3 separate regions of the Homo sapiens genome follow, and all the other regions are linked to region 1. A link is a contact called in ENCODE Hi-C or POLR2A ChIA-PET data. All regions are on one chromosome and are shown on one strand. The core of a region is the stretch at or near the end of the contact, and the rest is flanking DNA. Distances in the headings are between cores, read along the strand shown.

Region 1 (4,302 bases), core at 530-3,029:
GAGACCAGCCTGGCCAACATAGTGAAACCCCACCTCATAAAGACAAAAAAATAAATAAATAATTGATCAGACACTGGTGCTAGAAGAGAGCAACAGCATCACTTTCTGAGGGAAAATTATTATTATTTTTGTTGTTGAGATGAAGTCTCACTCTGTCGCCCAGGCTGGAGTGCAGTGGTGCAATCTCAGCTCACTGCAATCTCTGCCTCCTGGGTTCAAGCGATTCTCCTGCCTCAGCCTCCCAAGAAGCTGGGATTACAGGCGCGCGCCACCACACCCAGCTAATTTTTGTATTTTTAGTAGAGACAGGGTTTCACCATGTTGGCCAGGCTGGTCTTGAACTCCTGATCTGCCCACCTCAGGCTCCCAAAGTGCTAGGATTACAGGCGTGAGCCACCGCGCCCGGCCACAAGGTATCTTTTATAGACCACTGGTTTTGAAAAGACATAAGATTCAGCGTTGAAGAAAATACCTTTGGAATAGGCAGTCTTGATGCCTGCTAAAGGGGATATAAATTGATAAGGCCTTTTTGGACAATTTGGCAGTATCTGCTAACATTTCAAAAATGCATAGGCTCTGAAATATCAATTCTAAAATTCTAATTATGTAAGGCTAAAGAAATACCGCACGTGAACAAATATTTAAGTACTCACCCATTCTATGCAGCATTGTAATAAAAAGTAAAACCTGAAATAACCTTTATTGCGTCCACTAATAGGACAATGTTTAAACAAATGACACGTCCATCATACAGAATACTGTGTGGTCACTGGAAGGCACATGGACCTGTATACACTGACATGAAAAGATGTGGAAAGAATGCTGGGAGCGTTAAAATTTTCTGAAGTACAACGTAGCACAATGCATACATGGTTTAGGCTTTTTAGAATAAAAAATACTTATACGCAGACATTTATATTTACACGTATAACACTGTGTACAGCCCCGAAGCAATGCCGAAACTTTCACTGTTGTTACCTCCGAGTGGGGACTGGGAAAGCAGAGGTTAGGGTCGTTCTCTCTGTTTTACAAACATTTATTGGCGCATCCATCAATTCCAGGCCCCGAGGACACAGCTGCGTCAACGACATCGAGTCCACCTGCTCTGGGGACCCGGATGACTGCTATAGGTTTTGTTCACTGTGGCGTCCCCAGAACCTGCACGGCGCCGGGCACTGAGCGGGCGCTCACATGTGCGTCCAATGAACGAATTAACAAATGAACCCTCAGTGCGCTACTGGGAGGCGGGGAGGGGTAAAGCACGATCCATGGAACTAGCACGATCACCCCGAGTGAGTCCATTCCCCGCAACATGCACCCGCAAAGACTCCGCGCTCCGCAGCGGCTCCACCTGCACGTGCGCTACCTGACTGGACCGAAGCTCCAGGAGGGACGACCCCGCAGCCGCTCCGCCCGACCCCGCGACCCCCCAAGACCCAGCCTCCTTCAGGGCTCCCATGGGCGGGTGGCGAGGGGAGTCCAGCCGAGGAAAAGGCAGCCAAGCTGGAGCTGGCGAGGAGCGGAGCGAAAGTAAACGCGTCTGCCGCGCTTGGCCTCGCCGGACCTCCCACGCCTGTGAAGCAGGTGCCGGCGCCTCGCTCCCCGGAGCACAGGGACGTCCCTGCCGTCTCCGTGGCCCGGCCCGCCCGCTGCCCGTCCAGCCAGGACGCCCTCACCTCCCGGCACGGCCGCCAGCGCCGGCGCCCGCAGCAAAGGCCGCAGGCGGCGGCCCCACAGCAGCAGCGCCCGCAGCTCGCGCGCCATGTCGTACTCCCAGAGCGCCGCGCGCAGCCACGCGGGACCGTACACGATGGGAAGGGGCGGGACGGGGCTGCGCGGGGCGGGGCTTCCTCGGGCGCGGGGCGGTGACGTCACGGCGGGCGCCGGGCTGTCCGGGCAGCTGCCTGCTCGGGCGCGTGGCGGGGTACTACCCGTCTCGTGGACGGTCGGGCCTGGGGGTGGGACCTCCGTGACCTTGGATCGCGTTGTCAAGGGCGACGGGCCTTGCGCGCGGAGGTGGGGGAGGTGGCCCCGCCGCCCCCGGCCCACGCTGGCCGGCTGCGCCTAGCTGTGCGCATTCCTGGAATGGGGCGGATGTCAGTATCCACGCGAGGGTGTGGAGGCGACGCTGGGGAAGAAGCAGTTCCCGTGTCTGCGACCTTTGTGAATCCCGGCCATCCGTCTAGGCCGCTGCAAGTCTCTTGCAAACCAAGACTGGACAAAAAGCTAAAGCGAATGAGGAAGGGGATTCCAGGCTTGACTGGCTACTACTCCAAAACCTGAACCCAGTGACCAATACCACCAGGAAAACTGCGGTTATTCGTTTATTCCACTTCTCTTGTCCTTGTCGAGAAGAGTCAAACTCTAAAGTATTTAGAAGGTTATTCTGAGCCAAATATGAGTGTGCATGGAGGGAGGCACAGTCTCAAAAGGTCCTGAGAACTTGGCCCAAGGTGCTTGGGTTACAGCTTGCTTGGTTTTATACATTTTAGAGAGACATAAGACATCAGTCAATGCATGTAAGACATAGGTTGGTTCCGTGTGGAAAGGCAGGACAACTCAAAGGGTGAAATACTTAGAGGTCATAGGTGGATTCAGATACTTTCTGATTGGCAATTGGTTAAAAGAGTTGAGTTCTGGTTGGGCGCGGTGGCTCACGCCTGTAATCCTAGCACTTTGGGAGGCTGAGGTGGGCGGACTGCCTGCGGTCAGGAGTCCGAGACCAGCCTGGCCAACATGGTGAAAACCCATCATCTCTACTAAGATACAAAAAATTAGCTGGGCAAGGTGGCACGTGCCTGTAGTCCCAGCTCCTGGGGAGGCTGAGGCGGAAGAATAGCGTGAACCCGGGAGGCTGCGGTTGCAGTGAGCCGAGATCGTGCCACTTGCACTGCAGCCTGGGCGACAGAGCTGTGACTCCGTCTCAAAAAAAAAAAAAAAAGAAAACAAAAAAAAGAAAAAAAAGAGTTGAGTTATACAGACCTGGAATCAATAAAAAGAGTGTCTGGGTGAAGATAAGGGGTTGTGGGCACGAGCACGGTGACTCACACCTGTAATCCCAACACTTTGGGATGCCGAGGTGGGCGAATTGCTTGAGGTCAGGAGTTGGAGAGCAGCGTGGGCAACATGGTGAGACCCTGTCTGTACCAAACATACCTGTACCGGATGTGGTGGCGGAGGCCTGTAATCCCAGCTACAAGGGAGGCTGAGGTGGGTGGATTGCTTAAGCCCAGGAGGGAGAGGTTGCAGTGAGCCAAGTTCGTGCCATTGAACTCCAGCTTGGGCAAGAGAGCCACACCCTGTCTCAAAACAAACAAACAAACAAACAAACAAAAAACAGGTTGTGAAGACCAAGGTTCTTATTATGTAGAGGAAGTCTCATAGATGACCACCCTTACAGGTAATAGATGGCAAATGTTTTCGCAAATATTGTTTATTCAGACCGTTAAAAATTCCTAGACCCTCAGGATCAGGAAAAGACCTGCAAAGGTGGCCTGGCATGGTGGCTTACGCATGTAATTCCAGCACTTTAGGAGGCCAAGGTGGTCTTATCACTTGAGGTCAGGAGGTTGAGACCAGCCTGGTCGGCATGGCAAAACCCCATCTCTACTAAAAATACAAAAATTAGGCCAAGAGCAGTGGCTCACGCCTGTAATCCTAGCACTTTGGGAGGCTGAGGCGGGCAGATCACCTGAGGTCGGGAGTTCGAGACCAGCGTGACTGACAGGGAGAAACTCCGTCTCTACTAAAAATACAAAAAATCAGTCAGGCGTGGTGGCGCATGCCTGTAATCCCAGCTACGCAGGAGGTTAAGGCAGGAGAATCGCTGGAACCCAGGAGGTGAAGGTTGCAGTGAGCTGATACCGCACCATTGCACTCCAGCCTGGGCAACAAGAGTGAAAGTCTGTCTCAAAAACAAAAAAAATTACCTGGGTGTGGTGGTGTGCACCTGTGTACAGCTGAGGCTACTCGGGAGGCTGAAGCAGGGGAATCGCTTGAACCCAGGAGGCAGAGATTGCAGTGAGCCAAGATCGCACCACTGCACTCCCACTCCAGCCTGGGCAACAGAACAAGATTCCGTCTCAAAAAAAAAAAAAAGTCCTTTGTAATGTTAACGCTGGTCAGTTGTGCCTCATTTCCAAGGGGTGGAGGGTGTAATGAGGCAGGACCCACCCCATCCTTCCAATTATGGCCTGAACTAGTTTTTTAGGTTTCTTTGAAATCCCCTTGGTGGAGAGGAATGATCCATTCCATGGGTTGGGGGACTTATAATGTGTTTTTGCCGGCTGGGCACGGTGGCTC
Region 2 (4,302 bases), core at 459-2,958, 900 kb after region 1:
CAAACAGGGCTGATGAGGGCTGTGGAGACCAGGAGGGAAGCAGGGAGCTTCCTCCGGGTGGGGCTGCCTTGGGGCACAGGGGGCAGTAAGCTGGCCAACAGAAGCTGACTCATGCCCCCCAACCCCACCATACAGATGTGGAAACTAAGGCCAGAGGGACAGAGCAGCCTCCCACGTCCTGGGGTGAACACCACACAGGATCAGTGGCCTCCGCGACGGCTGGTAGGAGGGAAGTAGGCAAGGAGAGAGGGATGTACTCATCTGGATGGGATGGCCACTGCCTTCCCAGACTGTCCCAAGCTTGGGACATTCTGATCCCCCTGCAGTCCCCAGGAAGCGGAGCCTCAGAGTCCTCTGGCTTCTAGTCCCTCCTGCAGGCCCTGGGATGGCTCCTCATGGAGAAACCAGGTTCCCAGTCCCCGGCTGGGCACAGATGGTACCGGGATGGCTGAGGCCATGACCCTACCCCTGTGAGGGGCACAGCTCAAAGGGCTCTGGCCTCATCCCCTGATACCAACCACCATGGGGTTAATCCTGGGGTCGGTGAATTAGGGAAAGCCAGGTAGCCTCTGGGCAGCACAAGCCAGGAGCACTACTGTCCTATGGGTTAGGAGAGGCCCGGGGGAGTGGGTGCCAGACCGGGGCAGCATCACCTCCTACCCAGCTAGCCCGAAAGCTGGTGAACCGTGTGCACCCTCCCCATTGCACCGGTAAAGGGACAGATGCCCCTGCCAGCCCCAGGAGAGCACCTAGTCGCGCACACGGAGTCCCCAGGCACACCTCTGAAGGGGATACACGCTCATCCCTGTGGTGTAGTGTGGGGCTCCGACACGCCACCCCTACACTCCAGGCCGTGTACACACATCACACCGTGCCGGGCACGGGCGGCATCTGCACACCCGCCACATGTGTACGCGTTGATCACACACCAAACGCACCAGGGGGCTGCGCGTTCACACGCGCGCCAACGTGCCCGCAGGTCCGCCACCTCCCCGGTGCCCGGCCGACGCCGTGGCGCGGTGCGTGCGTAAACACAAATGCACATGGACGTGTGCGCACGCCGCCGACCGCCCACCAGGCACGCGGACCCTCGGACCACTCGCCCGGAGCGGCTCCGCCCTCCGGCCCAGCTCTGCCGAGGCCTGGGGCGTCCTCCTTCCGGCCGCCCGCCCGACTGTCCGTCTGCACCGCGGGGCCGCCCGGCCCTCGGCCGTTACCCGGACAAAAGGGGTGGGGGGGGTCCCCGTCTCGATCCCGGGGGACTCGCGGCCCCGCGGGGGCGGCGTATCCCCGACCGGTGGCCCGGTTCCCACCTCCGCCCGCCGCGAGCCCTTGGGATCCGGACGCCGGGCACCGCCGTCGGGAAAGCGGGTCGGGTCTGCGGCCCGGAGGGGGCGCACAGCCGGCACGCGTCCACGCCGTCCGCCCCCGCCCGGCGGCCACGCGGGACACACTCCGCCCGTGGCCCCGGCCCTCGCCCGGCTCCGGCGCCGCGCACCTCGAACTGCCAGTGGGCCGCCTGCAGCAGTTGCTTCGCCTGGTCGGCCGCGCAGCCCGCCGTCAGCACGAACTGGTTGATCATGACCTGGTGCTTGAGCTCGTCCATGTTCACGGACATGGCGCCGCCGCGCTGCCCGCTCCGGCCTCCCTCCTCCGCCCGCGCCTCCGCCTCACGCGTCCACCATTAGCGAGCCGGCTCCGGCTAATACAAATATTTACTGTGCGGCTCTGACTCACCGCGCCTCGCCTCGCTCCGCCGGCGCCGCGGCATGCTGGGATATGTAGTCCCCACGGTGCGCCGGGCGCCCCGGGGGAGCGGGGCCGGCACCCTAGGGGACGCGAAGCCCGGGAAGGGGCGTGTCTGAGCACCGAGCGCCCGCTGTGCGGATGTCCGGGCCGTAACCCGAGCCGGGCGCGTCCACGTCGTCCTCGTTGCTCTCGGTGGCACCCGTGCCCCTGCTCTGGCACGGATGGGGGTCCGCTGGCGGGGGCCACGTCTGTGCATGGGCGCAAATGCCTGACCACAGGATCTTGGCCAAGGCCTGGGGACCGTGTCTGAACTGTGAGCGCCTACTGTGTGTGGATGCCCGGGCCGTGACCAGGGTTGGGGGAGTCCACGTCGCCCTCGTTGCTCTGGGTGGCACCCGGCCCCTGCTCTGGCACGGATGGAGGTCCGCAGGCGGGGGCCTCAGGTTCGTGCATAGGCGTTTTTGCCAAGGCCCAGGAACGGTGTCTGAAAACTGAGTGCCTAATGTGTGCAGGCGCCTGAGCTGGGACCAGAGCCAGTCACGTCCACGTCGCCCTCGTTGCTCTCGGTGGCACCCACGCCCCTGCTCTGGCGGGAATTAGGAGCCCAGAGGCCGGGGCCACAGATCTGTGCATGGGCGCAAACGCCAGGCCACAGACGTCTTTGCCATGCCCCGGGGACTGTGACTGAACGCTAAGTGCCTACTGTGCGCAGCTGTCCAGACCGTGACCAGAGCCAGGCACGTCCATGTCGCCCTCATTGCTCTCGGTGGCACCCGTGCCCCTGCTCTGGCACGAATTGGGGTCCCAAGGTGGGGCATACAGATCTGTGCATGGGCGCAAACGCCGGGCCACAGGCGTCTTTGCTAAGACCTAGGGACCCTGAACCCCTCTGTGATTGGCATCGCTCTGTGTTAAATAGTAGGCACGCCCTTAAGAGAGGGGTCTCTAGGAATTTTGGCCCAAATCGGCTGGTCTAGGCTGAAAGGCCCGGCACACTGTAGGCGCCGACAAATACTCGTTCAGTGAATGAATGAATGAGCCACTTAAAAGCTCCGCCGCACGTCACCGCCTATAGCTAGCCTCCTAGCTCTCCTCACTCAATCTCTCATCGCCCACTCGTGGCATGGGTCCTTCCTAGCCTGGCTCTGGGCCTGCCCCACTGTAGCCCCATGACCCTCTGGACGGCGCCTGGGACAGGCTGGCGGGGCCAGCAGCCTCTGGTGCTTCGGGGTCCCCCTCCCAGCAGTTCTCCCGCTTTCCCACGCAAAATCTCGTGCTCTTTGCCGGAAATCTCGGCCCTTAGCGGGCGGGCGCCAAGGCCCGGCAGAGCCAGTTCCGGAGCGGCCCCAAACTCCCTTTCCCAGAATGCCTCGGTTTATTTGCATCGTTTGGTCCCGGTGACGTCAGCTGAGTGAGGTCGTGCCTCGACCAATGGACAGCCTCGGGGTGTTAGGACCTGGCCATATAAGGTAAACAAAGCTGGTCGCCCAATGAAGAGGCGGCGGGGGCGGGCGCTGGGCCGGGGAGGCCGGGGGCGGAGCCGGGGGCGGGGCGACCGGGCGGTGTTTACAGACCGGCACATGGCGCTTCCGGTTGACGTTGCTGACAGCTAGTGAGGCTTTAGCCCGCTTCGAGCGCCCGGGGGCGGTAAGGCGCGATCATAGCAGCTCTAGGTGACCTTGGTCCGGCTCCTTGCGCCCCCTGGCCCCAGCCTCCTTCGTTGAGACACTATTTGTTGAGTCTTTCCTCTTTTCCTGGCCCTGACCTAGCGTGGGGCGACAGAAGAGCAATAGCCGGGTGGGGGCTGTGAGAACGGCTGGGGTTGGGAGCGAATTTCGGAAACCCGGAGGACGAGTATAGCCTTGCAAGATGGAAAATGCCCTCCCGGGCTGGCGCGGTGGCCTGTAATCCCACCTACTCGGGGTCCGAGGAGGGAGGATTGCCTAGGCCCAGGACTTTGAGAACACGCCTCTACAGAGATTTACATTTTAAGAAAATTAGCTGAGTTCGGGTCGGGCGCAGTGGCTCACGCCTGTAATCCCAGCACTTTGGGAGGCCGAGGCTGGCGGATCACCTGAGGTCAGGAATTCGAGACCAGCCTGACCAAAACGGCGAAACCCGTTCTCTACTAAAAATACAAACACTAGCCGGGCGTGGTGGCAGTCGCCTGTAATCCCAGCTACTCCAGAAGCTGAGGCAGGAGAATCGCTTGAACCCAGGAGGCGGAGGTTGCAGTGAGCCGCGATCGCGCCACTGCCCTGCAGCCTGGGCCACAGAGCAAGACTCTGTCTCAAAAAAAAAAACCAAAAAACAAAGCAACAACAAAAAAACAGAGAATTAGCTGGGTTCCATGGCTCACACCTGTAAGTAATCTCAACACTTTAGGAGGCCGAGATGGGCGCGGATCACTAGAGTCCAGGAGTTTGCGACCAGTCTGGGCAACATAGTGAGACCCTCGTCTCTACAAAAAATAAAAAATAAAAAAAATTGGCCGGGCGCCGTGGCTCACGCTTGTAATCCTAGCGCTTTGGGAGGCCGAGGCGGGCAGATCCC
Region 3 (4,302 bases), core at 1,638-4,137, 760 kb after region 1:
CGGTGTACACATATCTGCAATTTACACAGAAATGCATCAAAAATAAGGACTGAGGCCGGGCACAGTAGCTCATAGCTGTAATCTAAGCACTTTGGGAGGGTAAGGGGGATGGGTTTTGCTTGAGGCCAGGAGTTTGAGACCAGCCTAGGCAGCAGGGTGAGACCCAGTCTCTACAAAAAATTAAAAAATCAGCTGGGCCTGTTAGCGCTCATCTGAAGTCCCAGCTACTCAGGCGAATGAGTCAGGAGGATTGCTTGAGGCTTGGAAGTCAAAGCTGTAGTGAGTGATGATTGAGCCACTGCACTCCAGCCTGGGCAACAGAGCAAGACCCTGACTCAGAAAAAAGTGTACACCAATGTTCCATGGCAGCATTATTCATAATAGCCAAAAAGTGGAAATAAATCAAGTATCCATCCACTGACGAATGGACAAACAGAATATAGTCTATCCATACGGTGGAATATTACTCAGCCATAAAAATAAGTAAAGCTGTCAGGAGTTCGAGACCAGCCTGACCAACATGGTGAAACCCCGTCTCTACTAAAAAATACAAAATTAGCTGGGTGTGGTGGTGCACACCTGTAATCCCAGCTACTTGGGAGGCTGAGGCAGGAGAATTGCTTGAACCCGGGAGGCAGAGGTTGCAGCGAGCAGAGATCACACCATTGCACTCCAGCCTGGGCAACAAGAGAGAAACTCTGTCTTAAAAATAAAAAAGTAAAGTTGGCCGGGCGCGGTGGCTCAAGCCTCTAATCCCAGCACTTTAGGAAGCTGAAGTGGGCAGATCACCTGAGGTCAGGAGTTTGAGACCAGCCTGGCCACATGGCAAAACCCCATCTCTATTAAAAATACAAAAATTAGCCAGGCATGGTGGCTCACGCCTGTAGTCCCTGCTACTCAGGAGGGTGAGACAGGAGAATCGCTTGAACCCGAGTGGCAGAAGTTGCAGTGAGCAGAGATCACGCCACTGCACTGCTGCCTGGGCAACAGAGCGGGACTCTGTCTCAAAAAAAAAAAAAAAAAGAGTAAAGCCCGGACACACACTACAACATGAACAAACCTTGAAAACATGCTAACTGAAGAAGCCAGAGAGAAAAGGCTACATATTATGATTTTATTCATATGAAATGTCCCGAATAGACAAATCCATAGAAACCAAAAGTAGATTGGAGCTTTCTAGGGGTTGGCTGGGAGGAGTAAGAATGGGGAGTAACTGTTCACGGGTTCATGGAGTTCTTTTTTTTTTTTTTTTTTTTGAGATCAGGTCTCACTCTGTTGCCCAGGCTGGAGTGCAGTGGCACAATCAGGTCACTGCAGCCTTGACCTGCTGGACTCAGGTGATCCTCCCACCTCAACCTCCTAGGTAGCTATAGGTGCATGACACCACGCCCCACTAATTTTTGTATTTTTTTGTAGAGACGAGATTTTGCCCTGTTGTTCAGGCTGGTCTCAAACACCTCAGCTCAAGCGATCTGCCCATTTGGTCCAACTAAAGTGCTGGGATTACAGGGTTGAGCCACTGCACCTGGGCCAGAGTTTCTTTTTGGAGTGATGGAAATTTTCTAAAATTGATTGTGGTGATGGTTGTACAATTCTATGAATACACTAGAAACCAGTGAGTTGCACACTTTAAACAGGTAGATTGTATAGTACGTGAATTATATCTCAATAAAGCTGTTAGAGATATTAAATATGTATAAATAAGAAAAAATAGGAATGAAATAATATGCTATCATTTGAAAAAATGATAACATGTTATCTACTCTGGCAGGATATTCAAGAAACTTGGTAACAGCAATAGATGAGGTGGAAGAGGAGGCTAGGAAGAAGATTTAATTTTGGTATCATGTTCAAGTACTCCTATTCAAATAAGTTAAGTAACTCATTTTTTTTTAATTTGGAAAGCAGGTCTGGCGTGGTGGTTCATGCCTGTAATACCTGCACTTTGGGAGGCCGAGGCGGGTCATCACCTGAGGTCAGGAGTTTGAGACCAGCCTGACCAATATGATGAAACCCCGTCTCTACTAAAAATACAAAAATTAGCCGGGCGTGGTGGCATGCCCTTGTAATCCCAGCTACTCGGGAGGCTGAGACAGGAGAATCGCTTCAACCCGGGAGGCAAAGGTTGCAATGAGCCGAGATCGTGCCATCGCACTGCAGCCTGGGTGACAGAGCAAAACTCCGTCCAAAAAAAAAAAAATTGGAAAGCAATTTGGGCCTCGTTCCTGCGACCACAGCCCCAACCTGGGTCGGGGGTCCCAGTGACCTTACCCCTCCCTGCAGACCCCAGGACGGGCGGTCTTCAGGGCTAGGCGCCCTGGCTCTGCAAGGGCCCCAGTCTGGGGTTTGGCTCACCTGTGCCTCCGAAAACCACCACCAGTTTCTTGTCCACCATGAGGACGAGAATGGGACGAATCCGGTCCAGAGATCTGGGGGTAATGGGAGGCGTGGAGTTGGGGGTGGGGCCGGGGTTCCCGCCAGGAGCGACAAAGGACACCCCCATTGTCTATGCATCGAGTATGTGTCGAAGGGGGCGGCTGGGCCCGGAGCGGCAAGACGCCTGTCCCGAGATATCGGGGTCCCGCGACCCACCTCGTGTCCCTTGGGCCCGATCCCCTCCTCCTTCCCGCCTCCCCCGGTTCCAGTCACCCGCCCCCCGGCCCGGGTCCCACCGGCTGGAGTGACCTCCTCGCCGCGGCCTGGGCGGGACAAGTTCCAGGAGCCCGGGACCCCGATTCTGCGGCCGAGTCCACTGCAGAGGCGGGGATGGAGCTGCGCGCTAGGCGCCAACTCCCTCCCCGCAGCTCCGGCCCCACCTGGCAGAGCGCCGCTCACGGAAGCCCAGCGTCGGAGGACCCCTGGCTGCAGCCGCCAATCCCGACGTGTCGGCCGAAACCCCTCCTCCGGCGCAGTTGGCTCCTCCTGGATCCCGCGGGACTCGGCGTCGTTTCCGGGTTTGCCCGCCCCAGGCACGTGCACAGTGAGTTTGTGTAAATCCAGTTAGACCAAAATGAGCGAGGTGGAGAGCCTCTTAACCGGATGCTACGGGTGATGACTGGGAGGAGGAGAAAAATTACCTCTTTATCTTGCATGAACATCTTAATTTTCAGGTATTGGGCGTCAGGCAAAGATAATTAAAGCTATGTCCATGAGTCTTATCCCTTGAGGCCTTGTCCGCTTGATATTTTCTTTGCCTAACTCACTTTTAAAATTTTATTATTTTTATTTTTTTGAGACAGTGTCTTGGTCCGTCGCCCAGGCTGGTGTGCAGTGGCGCGATCTCGGCTTACTGCAACCTCCGCCCCCCGGGTTCAAGAGATTCTCCTGCCTCAGCCTCCCGAGTAGCTGGGATTACAAGCATGTGCCACCAAGCCCGGCTAATTTTTGTATTTTTTAGTAGAGACGGGGTTTCACCAGGTTGACCAGGCAGGTCTCGAACTCCTGACTTAAAGTGATCCACCCACCTCAGCCTCCCAAAGTGCTGGGAGTACAGGTGGGAGCCACCGTGCCCAGCCCTAACTCACTTCTGAAGTTGCTGCTACTTGCACTGATTTCAGTTTTTTTTTGTTTTTGTTTTTTGTTTTCAAGGTGGAGTCTTGCTCTGTGGCCCAGGCTGGAGTGCAGTGGTGGTGCGATCTTGGCTCACTGCAACTTCCGCCTCTTGGGTTCAAGTGATTCTCCTGCCTCAGTTTCCTGAGTAGCTGGGATTACAGGCAGGAGCCACCATGCCCGGCTAAAATTTTTTTGTATTTTTGGTAGAGACGGGGTTTCAACATGCTGGCCAGGCTGGTCTCGAACTGCTGACCTCAAGTGATCTTCCCGCCTCAGGCTCCCAAAGTGCTGGGATTACAGACATGAGCCACCACACCCGGCCCACGATTTCAGTAATTTCTTTGTGTTCAGTAAAACTAAAAAATGACTCTGGGCTGGGTGCGGTGGCCTGTAATTGCAGTGATTTGGGAGGCCGAGGCGGGTGGATCACCTGAGCTCAGGAGTTCGAGACCAGCCTGGCCAACATGGTGAAACCCCCGTCTCTACTAAAAATACAAAAATTAGCCGGGCGTGGTGGCAGGCGCTTGTAATCCCAGCTATTCGGGAGGTTAAGGCAGGAGAATCGCTTGAACCCGGGAGAAGGGGGTTGCAGTGAGCCGAGATCACGTCATTGCACTCCAGCCTGGGCGACGAGCAAAACTCGGTCTCAAAAAAAGAAAAATCATTCTGTCATTCTGGCCGCTGTTTGAAGAATGCGAATAATGCAACAGGGAGATCAGATACAAGACTGGTAACCGAGGTGTCAGAGTT

The links. Hi-C counts contacts between places; a loop is a spot of excess contacts on that map. ChIA-PET counts read pairs that join two places held with the same protein, here RNA polymerase II (POLR2A). Pooled maps may share reads with other maps.
Region 2: a loop to region 1 is called in a map of B cell, with 14 times the contacts of the local background. The contact joins the promoter of UBALD1 here to the promoter of TRAP1 in region 1. A Hi-C loop is called at or near these places in 1 of 168 maps with a recorded cell type or tissue (B cell), 2 of 37 single-sample maps with no recorded cell type and 8 of 50 pooled maps. POLR2A ChIA-PET finds 5 or more read pairs at or near these places in 1 of 52 experiments (CD8-positive, alpha-beta T cell).
Region 3: a map with no recorded cell type shows a loop between it and region 1 (22-fold over the local background). The contact joins the promoter of NMRAL1 here to the promoter of TRAP1 in region 1. A Hi-C loop is called at or near these places in 2 of 37 single-sample maps with no recorded cell type and 8 of 50 pooled maps. POLR2A ChIA-PET finds 5 or more read pairs at or near these places in 1 of 52 experiments (activated naive CD4-positive, alpha-beta T cell).

Annotation. Positions count from the first base shown.
Region 1 is chr16:3,715,745-3,720,046 of GRCh38, forward strand. It overlaps TRAP1 (TNF receptor associated protein 1), which reads right to left and starts at 1,780. Exons shown (of 18, transcript NM_016292.3): 1 at 1,677-1,780. The coding sequence starts at 1,764. RefSeq lists silencers at 1,381-1,500, 1,521-2,130.
Region 2 is chr16:4,613,180-4,617,481 of GRCh38, forward strand. UBALD1 (UBA like domain containing 1) reads right to left here and starts at 1,709. Exons shown (of 3, transcript NM_145253.3): 1 at 1,499-1,709. The coding sequence starts at 1,618. RefSeq lists silencers at 890-1,059, 1,140-1,249, 1,290-1,389, 1,730-1,969, 3,213-3,442 and enhancers at 1,921-2,493, 2,494-3,065, 2,903-3,162.
Region 3 is chr16:4,471,738-4,476,039 of GRCh38, forward strand. NMRAL1 (NmrA like redox sensor 1) reads right to left here and starts at 2,888. Exons shown (of 6, transcript NM_020677.6): 1 at 2,817-2,888; 2 at 2,356-2,429. The coding sequence starts at 2,395. It also overlaps a transcript of HMOX2 not described here.